Regions from separate parts of the Homo sapiens genome. Here region 1 is linked to region 2. A link is a contact called in ENCODE Hi-C data. All regions are on one chromosome and are shown on one strand. Each heading gives the region's core, a stretch centred on a gene start or an enhancer-like site at or near the end of the contact. The rest is flanking DNA. Distances are from core to core; before and after follow the strand shown. Region 1 holds the start of GNAI1 (G protein subunit alpha i1). Region 2 holds the start of RSBN1L (round spermatid basic protein 1 like).

Region 1 (5,239 bases), core at 124-2,623, 2.4 Mb after region 2:
ATTTAAAGATTGTTCCTTTTTGTTGTTATATTACAAAAGATTATAGTTGAGGCAGATCTTGAAATTGCATCTCATCAGCCCAGCAGGTGGTGTGACTCCCATAGGAGAACAGGAAAGGACATGTCCCATAAGGAGGCAACTCAGTCTCTGCTAGCTCACAAGCGTGGTCTCAGTGACCTACTCGAAAGCTATTCTGCTTGTATCATCAGTTCAGCCTCACCTTGGAAAACTCAAGCCCAGTTTTCCCAAATGATTTTTAGAGAATAAGATTTCCAGATGAAAACCAGGGAGCATGTTCCAATTTTTAGTACATCAAGGACCATGTTTTTCCTTGCTACCAGCCCCATTTTCTAATCAGTTAACGCTTCCTGTGATATCTGTAGGGGAAAGGTGTAGTGCAACTGACAGGGAGAGATGAGATCTTAAGCCTCTGCTCATTCATTGGGTGCTGAGTAGCAATGCCTCCCGCGGGCCACAGGAACTTATCTCCGCCGATTGTTACAGCTGGAAGGATGGGGAGATAGCACCATAGATCCACTCCTCATTTTATGGGCAAAGAAGCTAAGGCCTGTAAAAATGGCATGCCCAATGGTACAGGAGTTACAAACACGGTCATAAATATTGGCTCCAAATTTGGCATGGAAGCTTATGTGCTGCTCTAGAGGAGATCTGCTACGATGTGGAGATTGGCTTGTGTGGGTGTGTTTTATTGCTCTTGTCATTTAAAAATACTTTTGATTATTTGTCTTCCATTTTTTTTAGGTTACGAGGAAATCCTTCAAAATGCGTTCTTGTGAAAAACGTGAGAGTGCAAGGAAAGAGGGAGGGATAGGAAGAAGGAAAGAGAAGCAAAAGGTAGGAAGAAAGTGACCTTGGTGCCCTTTTCTAGTCCCCTCCCCCGACTTTCCTGTTCTCCACTGTGCCCATCTCTGGTTTCACCAGGCTCCATTCCTTCCCCAGTTCCCTGTTTCTCACGGCCCTGAAACCAGCCGACAGGGATTTGCATTTTGAAAAACCTTGCGTGGCTGCCGGCGCTGGGCATGCTCAAACGCCCAGAACTGGCTTTTTTCGGCAACTTTGGCAGCTCTCCCACCCCCACCCGAAGGGGCAGGTACGCACAGCTCCCTCCGTGTGAGTAAACGGAAAGAAATTACCCCACTCCCGCCCAGGGCAGAAGGCCACAGCCCCGCGGGGCAGTGGCGCGCCCCGGGGACGCTGCCAGGGGGCGCCAGGCCCTCAGTGGTGGCGCGGCGCCGGGGTCCGGGGCCGGGGGGCGCTGTCCGAGGGCACGTGCGCGGGCGCGCGCTCTGGGAGTGGTCGCGGGGTGGTGGGAGGGGCGGGCAGGGGCGGGGCCGCGGCGGCGCGCGGAGGCCGAGCTCGGCTGGGCTTGGCGAGGCTGCGGCGCGGCCACCGGCGGGAGTGCAGCGGCCACTGTACCCAGAGATTCAAAACCCCAAACCCGGGACTTGGGGGCGCTGAGCCGGGCCGGGAAGCAGAGCCTGGTCGTGAGGAACAGCCGCCCGTTGCTGTCTGCCCCTTTGCGGACAGCGTCTCCCTCGACTCCGCTTAGGAAGTGGTGGGGGCGGCGTGGCCCCCGTCGGGAGGCGTTCGAACGCCCGCTAGGAGAGAGAAAGGATTCCCCTGTGCTTGGAGCCCGCACTCGGGCGCGGAGGGAGCGGCGGCAGGCTCTCGCTTTCGGCACCATGGGCTGCACGCTGAGCGCCGAGGACAAGGCGGCGGTGGAGCGGAGTAAGATGATCGACCGCAACCTCCGTGAGGACGGCGAGAAGGCGGCGCGCGAGGTCAAGCTGCTGCTGCTCGGTAAGGGCGGCCGGGTCGGGGCCCGGGGGTCGGCGGGGGACCGGGTGCGGCGCTGCGCGGCCCTCGGCGTTTGGAAACCCGGAGGGAAGGGGGAGGAAGCGCCCGAGGAGGCTTCTGAGCGGGAGCTGGGTCCGGCGGTGCGGAGGCAAGGCGGGTCCCCCTCTCCCGGTGTCTGGTCTCTCTCCGCCCCGGCGGGCGAGGACTCCCCGCGGCGGGGCGGGCGCGTCACTTCACTCGGATGCTTTCGTGCGACCCAGCAAAGAGCCCAGGCGCGAGTCCGAGGCGGCGGGTCGCGTGGAAACCCTTTGCTTTGAAGTTTAGCTCAGCCTTGTAAAGATGAAGGGGCATTCGCGGCTAGAAAATGAAAACACCCCCCCCCCCGCGCCACCAACCCCCTCCCGGAAAACCCTTCTTCGTGTGCGGTGTAGGTTGTGTTTCGACTGTGGTTTTCTCATGCCCAGAGTGCCACGTTTGGTGAAATCAGTGCACCTTTTGTGGGGCCTCTGAGATGGGGCTGAAGCGTCTTTCCTGTTAACTTCCTATGGCGACTCCTTAAGTGGTCAAGGAGCGCTGATTACATTCCCCCTGCGCTGAGAAAAGGCTGCGCTGGATGCTTGATTTTTCTTGCTGTGGGGGCATGGAAGCCACCCAAGTGGGGTTGGGAAGCTTTGCTTTAGTAGTAGGCAAGGCAGATACTCGAGTGGTGAAAACTGCTGTGAAAGAGCGAGAGGGTCACGCCAGACAACAGGGTTCTGTCTCCGCTGCCACCGTTTCTGATGAATGAGATTTGCCAGGTACACGCAAGGCTTTTATTTGTTCTTAGCACTGTTCTGTTCGTGAAACGCTACGTGGAGGTCTTTTCCAAATGTTTGACGGGGAAGAAAATAAAGAGTAAACCAGGGTTTTCACTGAGGGAAGCATTAGGAAAATCTTTACAGGTTAAGATTCGTGAGTTAGGGTTTTCTTTTGTTTGCATGTTTTCTTCTCACACTCTAGGTATTTAGATAGATGAAAAATTTCTCAGAATCTTCATTTGCATTTCCAAGGACTGCTTGTATTTTTATACCAGTTATAATAAAAAAGAAATGTTGCACAAACCTGTTTTCAGTAAGCTTCTGTTTCATTGGTTTAATGACTGCAGAAAAAATGGTGGGTTTTTTTTCTCCATTACTAGTAGGCTTGGGAGCAGCAAAGTTGGCATGACTAAAAGTAATAATGATCTGAGTCATTTTGCAAGTAAACTGTGAAATAACTTTGCATTTTAAAGACCTGGGTGGCTTTTTTCACCCTGTCGCCCCCAACATAAATCTTTCTCAGTTAATGTTGTTTGCCTAAGTTTTTACATTAATAAGAAATACTGTGTTTTGATGAGGTTAGTGTATGTACTTCTCTTGTGAATTGAATGTGAGATAGATATGAAATAAGAGGATTAAGAAGTTTTTTTCTTGCAGTTTTTGCTCTCCTGGTGTGATACGTTGTTTCAGTGTATTTCTGTGTGACTCTTAGTTTGAGCCAGCCATCCACCATGTTTAAAGCAATTGAAAAATGAATCATCTGGTGGTGGTGTTTTGTCCTTTAATTAGGTGACTGTTAGGGATGGACTAGAATAAAGGTCCCAGGAGTAGGCTTTTGCTTATGTTCAGAAGAGATCAGTGTGTCTTGATCTTAGCACGGTTGGCATTTGGGGCTGGGTAATTCTTTGTTCTCCAGGTTGTTTTTGTGCATTGTAGGATGTTCAGCAGCATCTTTGGCCTCCGCTCATTGGATGCTAGTAGCAGCCCCCTAACCTGTGAGCTCCAAAAGTGTTTCCACATATTGCTAGAAGTCCTCTGGGGGCAAAATACAGCGTTAGTTAAGGACCACTGTTCTAGATTAAGACTTAAATATAACTGAATGTATAATACAGAACCAGAAGTTGAATCTTGACAGTCATCATAAGTGAGTTCAGAGAAAGATGTAGCAGAGGCCTCATTTTCAGAAGAAATTATGGAATTCTTATTTCTTTTTCTTTTTTCTTTTTTTTTTTTTCTTTTCTTTTCTTTTTTTTTTTTTTTTTTTTTGAGACGGAGTCTTGCGCAGTCGCCCAGGCTGGAGTGCAGTGGCCCGATCTCGGCTCACTGCAACCTTCACCTCCTGGGTTCAAGCGATTCTCCAGCCTCAGCCTCCCGAGTACCCGGGACTACAGGTGCGTGCCACCATGCTCGGCTAATTTTGTATTTTTAGTAGAGACCGGGTTTCACCATGTTGGCCACGCTGGTCTCCAATTCCTGACCTCAGGTGATCCGCCCGCCTCAGCCTCCCGAAGTTCTGGGATTACAGGCGTGAGCCACCTTGCCCGGCCAGAATTCTTATTTCTCTAAACCAGTACTGGTACCATTGGAAATATTTCAGAATGATTTTTAGAAATCTTTAAGTGACTGAATTCTTTTGGCTGTCTTTTCTAGCTTTGGTCTTTTGCTTTTCCCTACCTCTCTCCTCTCTGGAAATCCTGGCTGTCCCTGCTGGCCCAGCACTCTCCTCTGTCTTATCCCCGTTCTAGTCTACCCTTTTGCCCAGAGTTCCATCACCCTAGTCCTGTAAACAGAATTCTGGCTTACTTATTCCAGAAATTCAATTCTTGGAATGTTCGAAAACATTGTTTTCCTAATTTGACTTTAGTAGTAAATTGTGACCTTTTGGTTCTTTTTTGAATCCTTAAAGCATATGTGTAAGCAGCTAAATGAAATAATTCCATGTAAAACACGGCAGTAGAATAAACTAGAAATGTAAAATCGTTTCTAGGTAACGTATAACCAGTGTCACAGCCATTTACATTAGATCGTGTTCATCTTCACTTATTCTGTTTTTCTCATCACATGATGTTTTTTAAATTTAAGGCATAAAATCTCTAAAGTACTTTTAAGACAGTCTGTTAAATATATTGCATTTTTTTCTTAAGGAATGTATTGTCATTTTAAACAGCTGGGCTGAGTAATTTAGATATGAGACTTGCACACTATTAGTAAAGATTTTGGCACTGTCTATATGATTTAAATCAGAGGTATTTCACTATACTGAGCAGTGAATTAGGCCTTAAAAAAAGAGGAGCTAGTCTAATCATTGACACTAAGGAAATCAGGCCAGAGTTTGGGTTGTTTGTCTTTTAGGTTTAGTTTTTATGCTTATTAGGATGATAATACTTAATAGAGAAACATTTTAAAGAAGTAAGTAATAATGAAAGTTTTTTATATAATAATGTCTAATTGTTGAGGAAATTATTTTTTATTGTTATATCTTTGAGAATGTTTTAATTTATCATCCTTTTAAGGGCAGTAAGATTAAGCTTATGCTTTATTTCGGTAGGTAACTATAGTATACTACTTGTACTTATGAAATATTATTTTATTATGTATTTGGAGGACATAAGATTTGACATACA
Region 2 (5,912 bases), core at 2,166-4,665:
TGAAAAGAGCTTTCTAGCTGTAGAATGGAAAACCTATATGAGATTATAAAGAGATTATGCTAAAAGAAATTGGTGATAGTGGTAGAAAACCTCTGCCAGTTAAGTGTTGACAAGAATAATCTAGTTGAAAGGGAATGGCTAATTACACAGCACAGAAAAGAGATAGTTGCGCATGTTTTAATAACAGACAAGTCCTGTCTTTAGATCTGGGTAAGGGGCCTCTGTTTACTTGGCCCTCCTCTTGCTGTAAAGAACAAGGAGCCCATGAGGTCAGGGGCCATGTCTGCCTGGAGCCTGCCCTCCTCTTTTAGACTGGCTAGATCTGAGGGCAGAGTGAGCTGCCGATTGTACATCACCATTTGCGGAGTAGGGGGATGTGGACATACACCTGGACATGTTGGGTGCATGTATGGCCTTTCCGTGTGGCAGGTGAACTTGGGGATGGGAGGAGAATGGGGTCAGTGTGGGGACTCTAAGAACTCTAAATTCAAACATGGACTTCCAGATCATATGAAAGTGGATCTGTCAAGGTAGTAGAATAGAATGTATTTTATATAATAGTTTGTTATCTTGATTTATTTTTTAAATATTTAGACAGATGGTGTGTGGACCTCTATAGCCACACTCTTGCTTAGGCTCTACAAATTAAGTGCCAGGCCTAATAACAGTGCATGAAAGTATAATGTAATGCAAGGAGTAACAAATTCATGCAGGCAAGGGTGTAGTTTAACTGGGCTCTTAAGAAGTCCGATTTTCCAGACCTGTGTGCTAGAGATTAGAGAATGAGTGGTGCAAGTTTCCAGGCACTACATTAATGTATGTTAGAGACACTTTTCTAGATCAGGAGGGCCAACAATTAAAAAATGAATTCAATTGTAATGGTTTCGGTGTGATTTTGAAAAGCTTCTTGAATATGGCATAAGTTGAGTGTGGAAGGGACCTTAGTGATCACGTAATCAAATATGCTAACTCAACAGGTAAGAAAACGGAGGTCCTAACAAGTGAAGCAGCCTGACTAAGGTCACGAAACTAGTGCGTTAGCAGATGATTTCCAGCCTAATCCACTCAGTCCACTCTCCCACCAATGCTAATTTTCTTGAAGACATCTGCTGCCAGTCAATTCCAATTAGAAAGTTTTCATGTTACATATTAAATACTGTTATTACTTTAAAAAATTTGAGGCACATAAAAATAAGTCCATAAACCAATATTAAATTTGACTCCAAAACATTCTTTTTTTTTTTTTTGAGATGGAGTCTTACTCTGTCACCCAGGCTGGAGTGCAGTGGCACGATCTCAGCTCACTGCAACCTCCACCTCCAGGGGTCAAGCGAGTCTTTTGTCTTAGCCTCCCGAGGAGCTGGGACTACAAGCACGCACCACCACGCCTGGCTAATTTTTTTTGTATTTTTAGTAGAGACGGGGTTGCACCATGTCAGTCAGGCTGGTTTCAAACTCCTGACCTCAGGTGATCCACCCATCACCGCCTCCTAAAGTCTTGGGATTACATGCGTGAGCCACCCACCACTCTTGGCCGAAAAAAAAAAAATTCTTAAAAATATTCTTAAAAAAATGAGTAAATAGGCACTGTCGCCCCGGGTGGAGTGCAATGGCACGAACTCAGCTTACTGCAACCTCTGCCTTACAGATTCAAGGGATTCTTCTGCCTCAGCCTCCAGAGTAGCTGGGACTACAGGCGCATGCCACTACGCCCAGCTAATTATGTATTTTTAGTAGAGGCAGGGTTTCACTATGTTGGCCAGGCTGGTCTCGAACTCCTGACATTGTGATCTGCCCGCCTTGGCCTCCCAAAGTGCTGGGATTACAGGTATGAGCCACCGCGCCCGGCCACATTCCTTATCTTTTAAGCTAAAACCCATCTCCCCAAATTGCTTATTTTCGAAGCAAAAATCAAAGCACATGCTTACAAAACATCGAACACGCAGTGTGCTTACTAAACGCTAAAATACAGAAACCTAAAAAAACAATTCTTGCTTTTCAAACATCCATAAATAATCGCCAACGAATTTTTCCTGGCAAGTCTACGTTATAATAATAATAATATTATTATTATTATTATTATTTTTTGAGACGGAGTCTTGCCCTGTCGCCCAAGCTGGAGTGCAGTGGCGCAGTCTCGGCTCACTGCAACCTCCGCCTCCTGGGTTCAAGCGATTCTCCTGCCCCAGCCTCCCCAGTAGCTGGGATTACAGGTGCGCGCTTCCATGCCCAGCTAATTTTTGCATTTTTAGTAGAGACGGGGTTTCACCATGTTGGTCAGGCTGGTCTCGAACTTCTGACCTCGTGATCCGCCCGCCCCGGTCTCCCAAAGTGCTGGGATTACAGGTGTGAGCCACCGCGCCCGGCTATAATAATTATTATAAAATTCAAATCTTAAGGCCGCACATGGTGGCTCACGCCTGTAATCCCAGCACTTTGGGAAGCGGAGGTGGGCCGCTCACCTGAGATCAGGAGTTCGAGTCCAGCCTGGCCAACATGGTGAAACCCCGTCTCTAATAAACACAAAAATTAGCCAAGCATGGTGCCGGACGCCTGTAGTCCCTGTTACTGGGGAGGCTGAGGCAGGAGAATCGCTTGAATCTGGGAGGCGGAGGTTGCGGTGAGCCGAGATCGCGCCACGGCACTCCAGCCTCGACAACAGAGCAAAACTCCGTCCCAATAAATAAATAAATAAATAAAATAAAAATCTTAAGGGTCTAGTCACAACAGTTCAAAAGTCTCCAAAGGGAGACTCTCACCTTCAAGCTTGTAAGTAATACTAAAGTTCTAGATTTGCTGGAAGTTATCTCCTTCAATGGATTACAGCACATGATCTAGCAATAATAACGTACCTTGTCACCACATCGAATGATTTTGAACACTTCCCATCAATCGACTACCGACTAACAAAAAGAAGGACTTGATTCCCGGCAATTTTTTCTCTTCTGAACTGAGCATTCCCGAAATCCAGCTTGCTGAACGCGCAGATGCAGGGTGAGAGGCACCCCAGGAAAAATGGAAGGGAAAGTGGTACAAGTTAAAACAGTCTTCGTGGCCGCAGAGACGATCGCTACCTCGGCCATGGCAGATCTGGGGGTCCGGGGCGGGGGTTCTTCCCTGATACCCACCGGGCACGCGAGTTCACGCCAGCGACAGTGGAAAGCCCTCCCCTCGCAGCGCGCTCCGCCACTAGCCGCACCCCGCCGAGCTCTGACCTCCGAAGAGGGTCCCTGTGGCGATCCCGCCCCTTCGTCTGATGTTTGTGCCTTTGATTGGCTCTTAGGTGGATCCCTCAGCGTGGCTTGCCCAATGGAGCAATGCCGGCTGGTGGCCTGGCCGCTCCGCCCCTTCCCTACCCCTCGCGGAGGGCCCGCCCCCTGCCCCGCGCCGGCTAGCGGAGGAGAGTAAATACAACAGGAGCGCAAAATGGCGGAACCGCCGAGCCCCGTGCACTGTGTCGCTGCCGCGGCCCCCACCGCCACCGTCTCGGAGAAAGAACCGTTTGGCAAGCTGCAACTCTCCTCCCGGGACCCTCCGGGTTCTCTGTCCGCCAAGAAGGTCCGGACTGAGGAGAAGAAGGCACCGCGGAGAGTGAACGGAGAAGGGGGCAGCGGCGGGAACAGCAGGCAGCTGCAGCCGCCGGCAGCACCTTCGCCTCAGAGCTATGGCAGCCCCGCGTCTTGGAGCTTTGCCCCTCTGTCTGCTGCTCCCTCCCCGTCCTCTTCTCGGAGCAGTTTCTCTTTCTCCGCTGGCACGGCCGTTCCCTCCTCAGCCTCCGCTTCCTTGTCTCAGCCGGTGCCGCGCAAACTGCTGGTCCCTCCTACGCTGCTGCACGCTCAGCCTCACCATCTCCTCCTGCCCGCCGCCGCCGCCGCTGCCTCGGCTAACGCCAAGTCGCGCAGACCTAAGGAGAAGCGGGAGAAGGAGAGGAGGAGGCACGGTCTCGGTGGGGCCCGAGAGGCCGGCGGGGCCTCCCGGGAGGAGAACGGGGAGGTGAAGCCGCTGCCCCGAGGTGGGTGCCGTGCGGGGAGGGGGAGGGGAGGGCGCCGTGGGTCCCCGCCGCCCCCTGGCGCCCACGGGGCCCGGGAAGGGGGAGCGCGGCGGCCGCGTGCGCCGGCCTGGAGGGGCTGGGAGGCGTCCGGTTTTCAGCAGAGGATTTTGCAGTTCCCAAGGGGACAGGAAATGGAGCCTGTAATTTCGGTTGCAGAGAGGGGGATGGCCGACACTCTTATTTTCTGTATCGTTTCTTCCTCCCAGTTAGTGCGCTGCAGGATTTGTGAAAATCCATCTTGAGGACTCTCCTAGGTTTGTTTGGCTAGGGAGAGAGATGGAGGGAACGGGATGGGGGAAGGGTTTGGTTTTGTAAAAGATGCTTGATTGATTGTTAGACCACTTAGACGTGGTCGCGGGAATTCGTATTTGTGACACAGCGTTCAACCCCGGATAATCCTGTCAAAAAAGGGGTGTGGAGAGAGCACTGGCGTCAGCTGGAAGCTACCAGAGGCCTGAGCTTTTCATCCCTATTAGGGAAATGAGGTAGCGTGCAGGGCCCGAAGTGCGCTGTTTCGTAAGGTACCCTCCCTGCACCCTACTCTCCGCTGCGTATTCTTAAGTGTTTTGGGTGGTCCTGTTTGAAATACCACCCTTCTGAAAGAATTTTCAGCCATATTCTTTTTTTCCCTGCAGCAAATGATAAAACCAGGAGCTTTGACGATTTTTCGCCAGATCAAGCGGCTGCAGAATGTTTGAGCATTAGAAAAAGGCGAATTCTTAAGGGTTCTTGTCAGACAGGGTCAGTTTTGTTTTTAAATGTAGGCTAGTCGTATAATTTTTCAGGTGTTTCCACCACTTCAGCTACGGATACACAATGATCTGACAATAGTGCAACATACGGACTAGTTGAAAATCAAATCTTTATGTGATCGCAAGCTTAAAGCGCATAATCTTTATTATAAATGTGCACTGCTACACAGTGTTGTCAAATAACTCTTTTTGTTTTTTAGAAAAAGAAATGTCAAGCAGTTTCAGCATTGCTGATCTAACAGTAGCTCAGATCATGAAAAATTCTGTTTGGATTATAATGGTTTGTTTTCACAACTTAAAACATGCTGCATGTGCATGTAGCAATAGTGTCACTTCTTCCTTGATATTTTTTGCCTGTAGCAAAGCTTTAACATCTAAGCATAGCCATCAGGGACTCTGGTGCAATGTAAATATCTTTCAGCTTCTGGGAGTGTTGTTTCTAGGAAAGTGGTTTTGAGGATGGGATTTTGGTACTTTTAGTCAGGAATTCCAGGTGATTAGTATTTTAAAGCTATTTTGTTTTAACAATTTATATGTAAAATTTAGGAGATAAGTGCCTGGAAGTTTGTCCATATGCAGCTTGGTATCATCACTAGTGTTTGTGGTGTGTAAACTGCACATTTGCTGTAAGTTCTCTGAAAGAGGAAGTGAATATGAGTATTACATAGTTGGAGTAATGGAATATTTGAGAAGAAATAAGTAAGCATTCTTTAACAATTCTAACTTAAAATGTGGAGTACACAAATGGTCCTTAAAGTGAAATGGCTGTTAAAGAGGAATTTTTATAGTCTTTTCAATTACATTTAGAATCCTTCTTCTTTTGAGGGTTAACACTAATATTATTAATCCTGAATATAAACAGTGATAGGTTTTACATTAAGATGTGGGAATGATCTTTTCCCATGACCTATGTGGGTTTTTTGGAGTAGTGACAAGATATTAACACTACTGTAAGATTTTCATTTTTTCAGACACAAATGCTATCTTGTTGAGGAAAAACTATCAGAGAAAAAGATTCCTTTCCAGTGTCTTGGTGGTAAATTTAATGGTGAAAATTTTTCCCTCGTAACTTGGGGAATACTTATATCTTTCTAAAGTTTGGATTTAAC

Evidence for each region. Hi-C counts contacts between places; a loop is a spot of excess contacts on that map. Pooled maps may share reads with other maps.
Region 1: a pooled map shows a loop between it and region 2 (4-fold over the local background). The contact joins the promoter of GNAI1 here to the promoter of RSBN1L in region 2. A Hi-C loop is called at or near these places in 6 of 50 pooled maps.

The regions. Positions count from the first base shown.
Region 1 is chr7:80,133,458-80,138,696 of GRCh38, forward strand. It overlaps GNAI1 (G protein subunit alpha i1), which reads left to right and starts at 1,374. Exons shown (of 8, transcript NM_002069.6): 1 at 1,374-1,821. The coding sequence starts at 1,704.
Region 2 is chr7:77,693,044-77,698,955 of GRCh38, forward strand. RSBN1L (round spermatid basic protein 1 like) reads left to right here and starts at 3,416. Exons shown (of 8, transcript NM_198467.3): 1 at 3,416-4,012. The coding sequence starts at 3,427. It overlaps APTR (Alu-mediated CDKN1A/p21 transcriptional regulator), which reads right to left and starts at 3,222. Exons shown (of 2, transcript NR_134254.1): 1 at 2,853-3,222. RefSeq lists enhancers at 2,511-3,406, 3,407-4,302, 3,487-3,716 and silencers at 3,237-3,456, 3,927-4,246, 4,537-4,636.